3 separate regions of the Mus musculus genome follow, and all the other regions are linked to region 3. A link is a contact called in ENCODE POLR2A ChIA-PET data. All regions are on one chromosome and are shown on one strand. The core of a region is the stretch at or near the end of the contact, and the rest is flanking DNA. Distances in the headings are between cores, read along the strand shown.

Region 1 (4,408 bases), core at 747-3,246, 190 kb after region 3:
CAACACCTGGGGTGTCTGCTGAAGCCTGCGCAGATATGCTGACCCCTGAAGAAAGTACCAGGAGTGCCCCAGATACCCTTGAACAAGTACAAACCCATTAGCTCTCTGTTTTCTGTTCCATCCCTATGGCAGCTCTTTTTTACTACTGTTAGCAGCATTCTGACCACCCTGCCGAGGCATTTTGGTTGTTGTCCTACACCTCTGAGTGTTAACCTGGGATGCGTCAGCCTCCTCCCATGAGAGGGGACAGTAATGCCTACCTCACAGGAATGCCGTGAGGATTAAATGCATGAGTGGTAATTATCCCTTTCCTCCCATCTTGTTCATGGTTCCCGAATGGCTCCCTGTAAGAGTACTTGTTACCTGTGGAGAGGACCTGGGTTTGCTTCCTAGCACCCACATGATGGTTCAGAGTCACCTTAAATTCCAGTTGGAAGGTATCTCACCTCTGTGGCCACCAGGTCTACATGTGGCATACAAATATATAGATTCACACACACAAGAAGATCTCAGCCCACTTCCAGCCTGCACCGGTAGGAAACAATTACTCTAGGCACACACCTGGGTCCCTCTGACTTCTATGAAGTCTTAGTCTCCACAGGTCTTAAGTTTCCCTGGGCTACTGGAGGCCCAGTGTAAGTAGGGGTGCCCATCTTCTATCCCAAATATGACAGTGGAACTGCCTAGATCTCAGCCCCTTTCCCACTTGACACTGGGCTAACTTTCTTGCTCTTTTTGTACAGAAACAACCAGGGTTACCTTACTTCTTGGGCTCTAGAACTAATAATTTATATCACCAGTACTGCTGAGCACTGTTCCCTGTCCTCATTTCTTTCAGCAGCCAAGCACATTTTTCACCGTAGAAACAAATGGAAAAGCTGTGTCTAGTGGCAGGCTTCTAAGAGGTGGGAGAAGGAGGCTGCAGAGGCAGCTCATTGGTTTGTAGCATTTGCTGCTTGACCAGAGGACCTGAATTCAGATCCACAAACCCACTCAACCATCTATAACTCCAATTTCAGAAGATCCAGTTCCCTCTTCAGGCCTCCTTGGGCACTAGGCATGCAAGTTGTACGTTGACATACAAGTTTTTTAATTAGGAAATAATTGGGCCGGGCAGTGGTGGCACACACCTTTAATCCCAGCACTTGGGAGGCAGAGGCAGGTGGATCTCAGAGTTGGAGGCTAACCTGGTCTACAAAGTGAGTTCCAGGACATCCAGGGCTACACAGAGAAACCCTGTCTCGAAAAACCAAAAAAGATAAAAGTAAAAAATAATTGAAATGGAGACAGGAAGGTCATGAGTTCAAGGTCATCAGATACATAGTGAATTGAAGGCCAGCTGAGACTACATGAGATTGCACAAACTGACTTGATGGAGAACATAATGTACTGATAATCTATGCCAAACAAGTCAATATTAACCATGTATTGACAAGCTGGCCTAGCTTGGTAGATCTTTGAGGGCAAAGACCATTGCTCTGACCCTTAGCTGCTGTGTTTGCATGTGTCCTATCTACGGCCTCCTGGCCATTCTCTGGGCTTCAGCCTCCCCTCCGCCTATCTATCTACTATCTGACACTCCTCTGTCTCTTGCACAACCTTCCATGACGTAGAGCAGCTTAGCAGACCTATTCTAAGTGCCACATGCTCCAGATTCCCTGGGCTTCATTGTTCACGTCTGGCGCCTGACATTCCTAAGATGTTCCTTGACCCAGTTCTAGCATTGTCTTCTGGCCATATGCTTGATTGCTAAGTCATCCTGGAGTCAGCAAGACCGCTTATCTCTGCTTTCAAAGTAGGTTCGGCAAAACCTGGTTAAGACAAAAAACCAAACTTTAGAGGGTCACGGATGCCCTGTCAGAAGAGCATTATCTGATTAGCCAAATCAGAAGCTATCTTATCTACAGTGGCACTGTCCAGGTTCCAACAGAGCCTTTGCGTCCTCCCGTGGGAGGGGTTAGGGCGGAGTCTGGGATGATGGGTGGAGCTTGAGATGGATTCGCGTTTTGGAGCTGGACTTGCAAGCTGTGCTCAAGATTGGGTAGCCTACCCGGAAGTGGGCGGCCTTCTGCCCGGAAGGCGCGGGACTCCTTGGCGGCGGCAAAAATGCTTGGTGTTAAAGGAAACTACCTACTACCCGCAGACTGCGCTCACCGGTGGGTCTCGTGCAACGGAAGGGAATTGGGCGGACGGGAGCGAGGTTCGGAGGCTCACATAGTACCTGTCCTCAGGCTGGTAGCGGAGCTGCAGGGCGCCTTGGACTCCTGCGCCGATCGGCAGCGGCAGTTGGAGCGGAGCCTGCGCGTTTCCAGGAGGCTGCTGCAGGTCTGGTACGCGGACCCAGGACCTCCTGGCCAGTCCCTCCTCGGACCATCAGGATTATGCAGAGTCCCAGGGCCTAGAAGGCCAAATACAAATGCATGCTTTTAGACTCCGGTTGCCATTGCTATCCTTACCCCTTATCCAGGGTCTGAGGCTGGGAATCTGCTTAGGGATAGAATGTTTGGACCATACCATGGCTGCCCTGTCTTTGCAGGGAACCAGCCAGGACCCCATCTCCAGTTCCAGAAACCAAAGAAGAGGACCCAAGTCCAGGTAAACGTTAGCTGCTTTTTATGGGTGCTGTCCCTGGCCTTTCTCTGGCTTGCTGTCATGGGGGAATCCATCCTGGGACAGTGAGGAGGAATTCTTGCATGGTTCTTGACGTTCATAGCATGTGCACCGAGTTCTCAAGATCTCGAGGAGCTGGAACTTTTGACCCAGGCTCTGGAGAAGGCTGTACGTGTGAGGAAAGGCGTGTCCAATGCTGGACAAAGAGACAGAACCCCCACTCTGACATCTAAGGCAGCCACTTCTGGTGCCGCTGCCGCCTCCCATCCTCGGGCTCCCAGCCGGGGTGGCAGCCGTGTATTGGGTACAAGATCCACCAAGGGTATACAGCGGGCCACAGCCCCTCCCAAGGATTACCCTGAGCACAGACTACGATCAAAGGGTGATAAGACCCATGTAAGAACACAAGACCAAACTACTGGGTATGGACCAGACCTCAGGGACCAACAAATGACCCCGTCATCTGCTCATCACACCACAGAACTCTTCGCATTAAAGGAGAAGGGGTAAGCTTCCCAGACGCTCGTATCCTGACAGGGCATTGAGCTGGTTGAGGAAGCCCCTGGTGCCGACCCGTAAGGGTCATGCACTGAAGCAAACAGGGCAGAACAGGGTTGGGATGGTATCAGGTTTGTCGTTCTGGAGCCTAACCAGCCCATGAGCTCTCTGGACTGGGCGAGCACCCACCCTCCTCCAGAAGCCGTTTTCAAAAAGCTTGTCAGAATTAAGCTGTTAAAGGAGAGGAGGTGAGAAGGTTCGCCCCAATGGGTTCTGAGCCATGAGTAAGAATGACAGTCCTAATGCCGGGCTTGGTGGCCCACGCCTTTAATCCCAGCACTCGGGAGGCAGAGGCAGGCAGATTTCTGAGTTCGGGGCCAGCCTGGTCTACAGAGTGAGTTTCAGGACAGCCAGGGCTACACAGAGAAACCCTGTCTCAGAAAAAAAGCAAAACAAAACAACAATAACAAAAAGAATGACAGCCCTAGAATGTGAGGAGACTGCTCTTAGCATTGGCTTCTCTCTCTCACAGGACTCTCCTGCAGCTACCTGAGGACTTCAGGAAGGCAGTGTCTCGGAATTCCTGGTAAGGCTGAGTGGTGACAGAGACAGGAAAACATTGCAAACATTGGGAAGGGGAGGTCTCTCTGCTTCTGCACTCACTAATCCCTGTGCATGCTGAGGCTTTGAAGTTCCCAGTTAAACCAAGCAACCTTTTGTCTGTTTCCTCCTCCTCCTCCTCCTCCTCCTCCTCTCCCTCCTCCTTCCTCTCTCTCTCTCTCTCTCTCTCTCTCTTTTTTTTTTTTTTTTTGGTTTTTTGAGACAGGGTTTCTCTGTGTAAACCTGGCTGTCCTGGAACTCACTCTGTAGACCAGACTGGCCTCAAACTTAGAAATCCGCCTGCCTCTGCCTCCCAAGGGCTGGCATTAAAGGTGTGCGTCACCACTGCCTGGCACGTCCTTCTTGTTTTAACGTAGCGTGCGTGTGTGTTTGGGTGAGCATGTCACCAGGAGAGGGGAGTCGGGGTGCCTGGATCTGCAGTCACAGTGGTTGTGAGCTGCCCGAGTCCATGCTGGGATCTGAACTCAGGTCCTCTATTAAAGGACCACCGTGTGCTCTTAACTGCTGTCTCCAGCCCCAGTCTTAAGGGCTGAATGTAGACACTTAGTCTACAAATTCCAGACTGTCTTCCTTCTGGAATCACAGTAATGGGCCCTGTTTTATAGAAGTGCTGTGTGGTCAAACAGTGGCTCCTCTCACATGTTTGTACTGTGCCTGGAAAGATCTCTGCTGCCCCCTT
Region 2 (4,894 bases), core at 482-2,981, 160 kb after region 3:
ACTCCCTGGGCCAAACATATTCAAACGTGACAGAAGTGGTACCTAACTATAAGCCAACAGTCAGGAAGCTGGAGCAGGACAGACCTCACGTTATAGGTCAGCCTGGGCTTCGTGGGGTTTTCTAGTTTGCTTTCTGTTCTAACAAACAACAGGACCAAAAACAATTTATTTGTCTTACACTTCTAGGTCACAACCCATCATTGAAGGAAGTCAGAGCCGGAGCTCAACCAAGGCAGGACCATGGACCAGTGCTGTCTGGCTGATGCTCAGCTAGCTTTCTTATATAGCCTAGACACACCTACCTAGGGATGGCACCACCAGAGGTGGTGAGAGGCTGAACCCTCTCAGTCATCAATCATACCAATCCCTCACAGACATGGCCACAGACCAGTCTGATATGGGCAATCACATAACTGAGTCTCCCTCAGATGACTCTAAGCAGTGTCAGGTTGTTAGCTGAAGGGCATTGGGAGACCCTTTATCAAAACCAACAAAACCCGCCTCCAATAAATAATAGAAACTGAAATTGAGTAGGATACAAAACAAGGTAGAGCAAAAAAAAAAAAAAAGACAACTGATCAACTGATGACTTTGTAACTCTGATTAACCAGGGGACCAGATAGATTGTTATGTATTCTGAAATGTGATGGACAGCGGGTTTGCTCATTGTTAGATTTAGTTTTTTTAATACCTTCCAGAGGCTACCAAAAGCAAATTCTGAAAACAGCACTTCTGTCCCAAGTAACAAAGTACAAAAGGAGGAAGATAAAAAAGTAACAAAGTAGCTGGGTGGTGGTGCCACATGCCTTTAATCACAGCACTCGGGAGGCAGAGGCAGGCGGATTTCTGAGTTCAAGGCCAGCCTGGTCTACAGAGTGAGTTGCAGGTCAGCCAGGGCTACACAGAGAAACCCTGTCTCGAAGAAAAGAAAAAGTAACAAATTGGAAAACAGTATAGTCTTCCGGAAAAGAGACAGTGTGAGGGTTCCCCATGGAGATCAGCAGCAATGGGGAGCAAATCCCAAGTCTTGCTCTAGGGTTCTCTAATATTCTGTGCTGTGAACAGCCATTCCCTATTAACTGTCTCAGACCCACTAGAGGTCTTGCTATCCAGCTTCCAGCACAGGTCAGATACAGTGAGCATGCTGGCTTCGGGGAGGGGATGAAGGCTGACCCAAGCTGTGGGGATAAGCCTGGGCCTATTCCTCGCTCTCCACCCTCAAGAGACCACTTGTCTTTTCTCGACAGATCATCTCATGAGAATACGGAACATGTACTCGAGTGAACACATCGCTCAGCAGACTGTGACTGTGGCTGTGGCTGCCCGGCATCGGAGCCCAGCTTCTGCAATTTCCACATCAGTGTTGGAGTTGGCGCCTCCAAATGCAGTCTCCTCGGCCGGAAGCTCGCGTGGGAGGGACAGGTAGTAAGCCACGACCAACTCCGGACGGTAGGACAAGTCTTGGAGGGAGAAGACCAGCCCTCTCTGCCTCCGGGCGGGCTTTTTAGGATAGCCCGCCGGCGCCAGCTGAACTCCTCCGTCCCCCGCCCAGCGGAGAAGGCGGGTCAACCACGAGCGATAAGCCAATAGACAGCCAGCGTTTGAATTCGCGTCCTGGTGTAGCCAATCACAAATGCCCAGAGCCTGCGGGGCAGGAGAGGCTAGTGATCTGGGGGGCGTAACTCTGTGGTCCTACCAGTAGGAGCTCCCGGCGCGTTTGAAAACGGGGCGGGGGTGGGGCCCGCGCCTGCGTGAGGCGCTCCGTGCACTTGCCCCAGGCGCGGGCGCGCTTGAGAGCGGTCTAAAGCGGCAGTGGAGGGAGCTCGGCGATGGGGAGCGGCGGTGGTGAGTGCTGGCGGGAGCCGGGTAGGCGATAGGTCATACGGAACGGAGGCCGGAGGAGCATGGACTCGGGCCCCTGTGACCCGGGAGTGCGCGTCGCATCCCCCAAAGCACGGGGTAGGCACGTATCCCCGACTGCGAGCCCGCCCGCGCGGTTTAAATGCCCGCCCGGCGCCTATGCCTCTCCTGTTACCCCAGGGCTATTTAGGTTCTCTACTTAGCAAACTACGATTTTACTTATCTGTGAAGTCGTGGGCAATCCACACGATATAGAGCGATCTCAGGCCCTGTCCGGACTCTTGTGGGCGGCTTGATCACCTGAGGGTTGGCTGAGGCCACAGGATCTGCCCCGTGAAAACGTCTCACGACCTGGGGGTGCGATTTCACTTGTTAGAGTGGTTAAACACTTCCAGACATGCTCTAGAGCACACGAGTCAAGAAACTGTTATGATAATATTCTTAGAATGTTTGGGAATTATAGCTCTCTGGGTATACATTTGGCCTTTGCTGTAAATTTGGTTTCCAATAAGACTCAGGTGAAGAGTTTGGGAGTGGACAGTCTCTTAGAGACCTCCTGATGGAAAGCCCGAGGTCAGCCACTTTTGCCTCAGTGTGAGGAGGAAAAATAGGTAGAAAGATAGGCGCATTTATAAGTAGGAAGGCAGGACCTTGGGGGGGGGGGGTAATGTGGGGGCCCTTTGTGAAATAGGGAAAAAAGCCATAGGCGTTGAATGAAGAATGAATTGCTGAAGTAAATATTGGAACAACCCACTGTGGAGGAGAAGAGCTCATCTGAAGAGCATGTCTGGGTCCAGTTGCTGTGTGCCTGAGTTCTCAACATGTGGGCGCGACTCCATTGGGGGGGTCACACGACCTTTTCACAGGAGTTGCAGATCAGACATCCTGCATATCAGATATTTACATTAAGATTCATAACCGTAGCAAAATTACAGTTATGAAGTAGCAATGAAGGTATTTTATGGTTGGGGGTCACTGCAGCATGAGGAACTGAGTGTATTAAAGGGTCCACGGTGCTAGGAAGGGGTGATTTTGCACTGTAAGCTGAGTGTGGAAGACCCCTCTGTTTGGGGACTGGGGAGCTCTCACCATCTGCCAAGCTGAGAGCTGCTCTGGGATGGATCTGGCCTCCATGTTCTACAGAACGGCCTGCTAATTTGAGTTCCCAGTCTATGCTATGCAAGTCCCTTGGTCAACCATATGCTGATAGTCACATGTTCAAATATAAACAATGTAAGCTGGCCATAGTGACTAATACTTAGAATGCAGTACTTGGCAGGTAGAGGTAGGGGAATCAGGAGTTCAAGGGTAACCTCAGCTAATGTTAGTGAATTTGAGGCCAGCCTGGGCTATAGCAAAAGTCCAAGGGATCTTACTGACTGGTTGTGAGCTAGCCTTCACTGCTGAGCAGTTTCTTGGCCCCAAAAGTACCTTCTTGAGTACAGTTCAAGGAAAACTGAATGTTCATCAGTGTCGACTGCTTTCTCCAGCTCTGGTTGTCATGTAGATCTTGGATTAGAAAATTTCCAACATTCAAGTTACATGTTACCTGATATTCTCCCTGAATATTTATTGGCTATAAAAGGAATGGTGGTATCTTTTTTGTTGTTTTGTTTTTTGAGACAGGGTTTTCCTGTATAGCCCTGGCTGTCCTGGAACTCACTCTGTAGACCAGGCTGGCCTCGAACTCAGAAATTCACCTGCCTCTGCCTCCCGAGTGCTGGGGAATGGTGGTATCTTAAGTAATTCATATGGTACACTTTATTTAATTTTAAAACTAGTCTCTTGTGTGAATAGAGGACAGTAACGATTAAATCATCTTTAGATGCAACTTTTTATCTCACCAAGGCTTGTGAATTTTTTTTCCCTTTAAGTGATCCATTGTAGGTGTGCCAAGTGTTTCTGTTATCCTACTAAACGAAGAATCAAAAGAAGACCCAGAAACTTAACCATCTTGAGTCTCCCAGAAGATGTACTCTTTCATATCCTGAAATGGCTTTCTGTTGGGGACATCCTTGCTGTCCGAGCTGTAAGTTACCATATGGAAACAATACTAATCCTAGTGTTGTTGGTCATACTGTAAAGCTCTTGTGTACATTTATGTGTGTGTGTGTGTTTTTAAAATTTCATATGCATTTGTGTTTTGTCTGCATGTATAATTGTGTGAAGGTATTAGATCCCCTGGAACTGGAGTTACACACAATTGTGAGCTGCCACGTGAGTGCTGAGAATTGAACCTAGGTCCTCTGGAAGAGCTCTTGATGCTGAGTCATCTCTCCAGCCCCAGATTGCATGTTTTTAAATGTCAGCATTCAACTTTGATGCAAAAGAATTGCGTGGTTTAATCGTTTTTTTTTTTTTTAATTTTTATTTTTTGAGTGTTTTGCCTGCATATCTTGTATACATCATGTGCATGCAGTACCTGCAAAGGCCAGAAGAGGGTGTTTGATCCCTGGGGTCTTGAGTTTCAGAAGATTATCAGCTGTTTTATGGGATGCTGGGAATTGAACCCTGGTCTTCTAGATGAACAGCCAGTGGTTTTAATTGCTGTGCTATCTCTCCAGCACCAAGAGTGGTTTTTTATCAATTGATTGATTTATTGATTGAAACAGAATCTCAAGTTAGTAACTGATCTTGAACTCCTGATCCTCCTTTTACCTCTGGAGTATTGGGACTGCCATCAGTGACCATCTTACCCGGCTCTTCCTTACCTAGCGACAGTGCCTTACTTAGCTCAGCATGGTCCAGAAGTGCTTTTTTAGTCCAGAATGACTGAACTCCTGATCCTCCTGCCTCAGCATCATGCCTGTCAAACATGGTAATGCTGTTCATAAGTGTTTCAGTTATAATAAGAGACTACATACTGAGATTTGACACAACTCGCTGCAATGGTTACTTCAAGAGAAAAAGACCCTTTTATTGCCGGTAAAATTTGTGTCTCAAGAAGACAGTGTGGCTGGAGAGATGACTCAGCAGTTACAAGCACTCACCATTCTTCCAGAGGACCAGGGTTCAATTCCCAGCACCCACGCGG
Region 3 (4,740 bases), core at 583-3,082:
TTGGCTAAATCAATCTATCAATCTGGCAAGGCACCCAGCTAAAAGCTCAGTGGTAAGTTTGATTTCTGGCTGCTTAGTTAACTGTGTTACAGCTCAGCTGACTTTTGGATGAGATCACTAAAAGCAGCACTGTCCATGAGTGTGAACCATGAGCACACCCTTTAATCTCCTTTCAGCCAAGTCACAAAAGTTAGTGAAACCTTTCTTATTTTTTTTAGAAACAAGAACTGGGAAATGAGGCTCTCGAGTTCAAAGGTCTGTCCTGGTCTACTTCCAGGACAGGCAAGGCTACACGAAGTAACACTGAGCCCAGTATACTCAACAAGACCTCTACCATTCACAAGTACTGACAGTCCAAAATTAAAGGCTTTTTCCCCCCTATTGAAACATGGTCTCACTAGGCAGCCCTGGCTAGCCTAGGTTGATCAAGCTAGCCTCAAACTCTGACTTGCCATCTGAGTGCTGGGATTAAAGGCAGTGTGTGGGTCCCAAAACTAGTTTTTAACAAAATGAACATTACCTTTGTAACATATAATCAACATAAAATTACTAAATTTCTTGTGGGTTTTCTATACTAAGTCATTTAAATCTGGTATGTACTTTTGGGGTTTGGGTTACTATTCAAGTGCTTCATACCAGTGACAAAGGGTAGAGATCACCCTTGTGCACCCGCACCCCGACCTGCTGGAATGTACTTTATGAAACAGGCAGAACCCATTGTTAAGCAGTCTACAAATTATGAACTGCGGCGTAAGCGAACTCTTTGCTGGGTGTGGTCGAGTGCTAGAAAGCAAAGGTGAGGGTCTCTGTTCACTCAAGCTCAGGTAACAGCTCAGGACCTTGGTCACCTCTCCCATCCTCCGGAAAGGTGTGCGTCCAACAGTCAGAGAGAGGAGAAAACAAATGGTTAAATCTCGAGCAGAGGGCGTCTTGGCAATCTGAAAGCACTCTCTACATATAAAAGCACATCGGAGACACAGTGCCTACGAAGTAACACAAGGTAGAGAAAGCAAGCCTCCACCACGTCTCTACCATCAACCATAACCTTCCCATATCCTCTCCCGCTGAGCTCCGTAACCGTGCTCGGTCCATCCTAGGACGGATCCTCAATGCCCAGAACTGAGAACTGCACACTGGATTCCGACAGACACTCGTGGAAAGAGATCTTTAAAGGAAACCAACCTTTTAGGCCGGCTCGCAATCTGCACCGTCCGCTCCGGCCACAGACATCGACCTCGCCTCCCACCCTCTTTCTCCACTCACTACTCAGGTCGGGCCCGGTGTGGCGAGCCTAGGTCTCCAGCCTGACAAGAAAACAAGAGAAGCGGCAGGGCTCGCAGCTGCTGGAGTCCTGCAGGCTAAAGCGGGTCGCCGCCGAGCGAACCGTGCGGGATCACCCTTCCGTCGGTGACCGCCTCGACCACTTCCGGGCCGCGGCCTCGACACCTCCCACTCCGCCCGACCTGAACCACACTCTCTCCTCGGGCTCTGTTCCTCGCCGGCGGGCCTCTGCCGCACTGAGGAACGCAACCGGCTCCACGATGCGCCCCGCCAAGCCTGGCAGAAGGTCCCCGGAGGTCGGATGCAGCCGGATTCCTACCCCGACTTACATCTTCCCAAGGCCGCCACCTCCTCCCGCTCTTCTCAGACCAGGACGCCGGCGCAACTTTGTCGTCAGAGGTGAGAAGCGGGAAGGCGCAGCCGTCGTCGCGCGACGATGACGTAAGCACACTCAGCCAATGCAAGTTAGCGGTGGAGGACTAAAGGACAGCAACTGTGTGTGGGCGGAGCGTCGTAGCGCCTACGGTCCCCCCCCCCGCCCCCCCTCCCCGACTGGTCTAAAGTTTCCTGGACTTGTTTTGCTCATTCTGAAGCGCGCGATGATTGGCTGACCGGCACCAGAGGTTTGTGCTCTTTGGCGCCTACCGGATCTGTGTGGATGGAGCTACTCGGGTTGCCTCTGCTGTCATTAGGATCTAAGGCACCCTGCTGAGGCCGCGTTATTGTAGTAAAGGGACAGGCTGGTACGGACGGTGAGTTCCTATGGTCAAGTCTCTGGTAGTTAGTGGTGATTGCATAGATATGGTCTCTGTGCTGGTGGGATACAGCTGACTGGGTGTAGCGGGCGGCCGATGAGGCCAGAAAGGAAAAAAGTTTGAGGAAATGTTGAAGGAGGTTTCTCCCAGGAGACATTTCTGACAAGAATGCGTGGGGCAGAAGGAACAGCAAAGGCGTTCAGGATCGCTGGGAGAAGAAGAGGCACGCTAGTCTATACCGGGGTTACGTCAGTAACTTCTTAGCAAGGACATAGAGGATCTGGTCTCTGCACGAGGCTAAAGAGTAGCACCCGCCGTAGTGCCCCGCCTCCCGACTTTGCCAACACATTCTTTTGTTTGTTTGTTTGTTTGTTTTGTAGCCCTGGCTGTCCTGGAACTCACTCTGTAGACCAGGCTAGGCTGGCCTAGAACTCAGAAATCTGCCTGCCTCTGCCTCCCAACTGCTGGGATTAAAGACGAGCGCCACCGCCCGGTTTGCCTAGCACATTCTTGCTCCGTTATTTGCGGAAGAAAGGGATATGCACACAATCCCCGCGGTTATCTAAGTAGATTTGAGGCAGGAACGAAGAAAGAGGAACAGAGCTAAGGTGAGCTTCAGGAGGAAGGTACAAAGGTGACTTAGATTTGGATTACATATTGCTGTGAAAGATAGGAAAGTGGCCAATGTGCACTTTGGTGATCCCGGAGAGATGGAGAGAAGAGATTATCTCGGTCCAAGGAGCTGGGTGTGTCCTGTGGGACAGTCAGGAAGAGGAGCCTGCTTCTGAAGTCTGCTTTCCTGAGGTATTCATTTTTTGGGGTGGGGTTAGCAGATCTAGACAGTTTGGTCTGGTACCCTTGTTGGATTTAAGATTATTTAATGTATAGGATATTAGGGATAAGCTGATTTTCTTGCATTGCTGTTGTGTCTGCTGTGGTCAGACATGAGTGGTAAGTGGATGCTAGCTGTTCTCTGGTGGAACGGAACAAATAAACGATGACCCTCACTTACATCATCCAGTCTGGGTTATTCACACTAGAAAGGCTGAGAGCCAGTAGCTTTCTAAGAAACTACATGTCCTTGTAGTCTTAATCTGGTGCTGAAATCATGGCGGGTTCCTGGTCTTCAGCACTAGTTGGAAGGCTGAAGAAGCTGGGCCCTGATGTCAGTGAAAGATGGCAGCAAAAAGGTAGACGGACTAGTGAGAGAAAAGCCACAAAAGCAAATCTCGCACTGCCTACAAAGACACTGGGAAGTGCTGGTCAGGTTCAGGTTGGGCCTTCACACTTAATCACAAAGCTCCCTCACCGGTGTGCCCCGAGGTGCGTTAATTCTGAATCCAATCAAGTTGACAACCAAGATTAACCATCTCAGTGGGTCAGAAGAGCAGTGGTCCAGGGACTTCAGCCGGTTCTTGTAGGGAAAGGGCCCTGTGATGATGTAGTAATGCTCACACAGGGAGCATGTACCATTCTGTGAAGATTAATGGTGTCTGTGATTAGAGAGGCTAATAGAGTTTTTGGTCCAGAACAGCACGGACACCCTAGAAACCCTAGAAATCTGGGGTCACCCCAGATGGCTGGTGAGGACCGAAGAAGCTGGGCTAACAGCTTCTCCCCTGCTTTTCCCCTAATGTTCAAAGTAATTTAATTTGGCATGTATGTAAGTATGTAATTTAATTTGGCACATGTGTAAGTTTTTTTTTTTAAGATTTATTTATTATTATATCTAAGTACACTGTAGCTGTCTTCAGATGCACCAGAAGAGGGCATCAGATCTCATTGTCTTTGGAAGAGCAGTCGGTGCTCTTAACCACTGAGCCATCTCTCCAGCCCACGTATGTAAGTTTTAACATAAATTAAATCTAAAGCATGATTTACTCAGAGGTGTTGATAAAAATTTGTTGCTAAGCCGGGTGTGGTGGCGCACGCCTTTGATCCCAGCACTCGGGAGGCAGAGGCAGTTGGATTTCTGAGTTCAAGGCCAGCCTGGTCTACAAAGTGAGTTCCAGGACAGCCAGGACTACACAGAGAAACCCTGTCTCAAAAACACCAAAAAAAAAAAAAAAAAAAATTTGTTGCTAAATATCCTGGGCTTTATAAATCAAGTGTACCATCAAGCTGCTGAGCTCTGAAAGCTGAGCTTCCTGGCTTTTACTATTTTGAGAATTAGCAGAAAGATTGTGAGAACTGAATCTTTGGACCCTTCTTTCTTTTCTTCCAAGAGTCTGAGCCTTACTTATCCCAGCATGTTGCTAACCTATGGAGGCCAAGATGGCTAAGGGCCACCAAGCTAGGATTTCCGGGGACCCAGGGTATCTGTAGCCCCAGTTTGCTGGAAGACACATGAATTGCTGGCCGCAATTGAGGGCATTTGAGCCTTGGTAAGTACTCTATGCTCCCTTCTTTCTTTTCTCAAGGTTCAAAGTCAGCCTGGTCCAGAGTGAGTTTCAGACAGCCAGGGCTGCTATACGTAGAAACCCTGTCTCAAAAAACAAAACAACAGGGGCTGGAGAGATGGCTCAGGGGTTAAGAGCACTGACTGCTCTTCCAGAGGTCCTGAAATCAATTCCCACCAACCACATGATGGCTTATAACCATCTGTAATGGGATCTGATGCCATCTCCTAGCATGCAGGTGTACATACAGATAGGACACTCAGATACTTAAATAAATCTTTTTTTAAATGCCATAATGCATAATA

The links. ChIA-PET counts read pairs that join two places held with the same protein, here RNA polymerase II (POLR2A).
Region 1: POLR2A ChIA-PET joins it to region 3 with 10 read pairs in embryonic stem cell. The contact joins the promoter of Tedc2 here to the promoter of D330041H03Rik in region 3. POLR2A ChIA-PET finds 5 or more read pairs at or near these places in 3 of 5 experiments (Patski and embryonic stem cell).
Region 2: POLR2A ChIA-PET joins it to region 3 with 36 read pairs in embryonic stem cell. The contact joins the promoter of Ccnf here to the promoter of D330041H03Rik in region 3. POLR2A ChIA-PET finds 5 or more read pairs at or near these places in 4 of 5 experiments (Patski and embryonic stem cell).

What each region holds. Positions count from the first base shown.
Region 1 is chr17:24,218,439-24,222,846 of GRCm38, reverse strand. Tedc2 (tubulin epsilon and delta complex 2) reads left to right here and starts at 1,996. Exons shown (of 10, transcript NM_028056.2): 1 at 1,996-2,156; 2 at 2,232-2,330; 3 at 2,537-2,595; 4 at 2,714-3,116; 5 at 3,641-3,694. The coding sequence starts at 2,107.
Region 2 is chr17:24,248,246-24,253,139 of GRCm38, reverse strand. It overlaps Ccnf (cyclin F), which reads left to right and starts at 1,731. Exons shown (of 17, transcript NM_007634.4): 1 at 1,731-1,845; 2 at 3,735-3,889. The coding sequence starts at 1,830.
Region 3 is chr17:24,411,605-24,416,344 of GRCm38, reverse strand. It overlaps D330041H03Rik (RIKEN cDNA D330041H03 gene), which reads left to right and starts at 1,832. Exons shown (of 6, transcript NR_033554.1): 1 at 1,832-2,033; 2 at 2,417-2,644; 3 at 3,771-3,878; 4 at 4,262-4,420. Rnps1 (RNA binding protein with serine rich domain 1) reads right to left here and starts at 1,670. Exons shown (of 9, transcript NM_009070.2): 1 at 1,611-1,670; 2 at 1,183-1,304.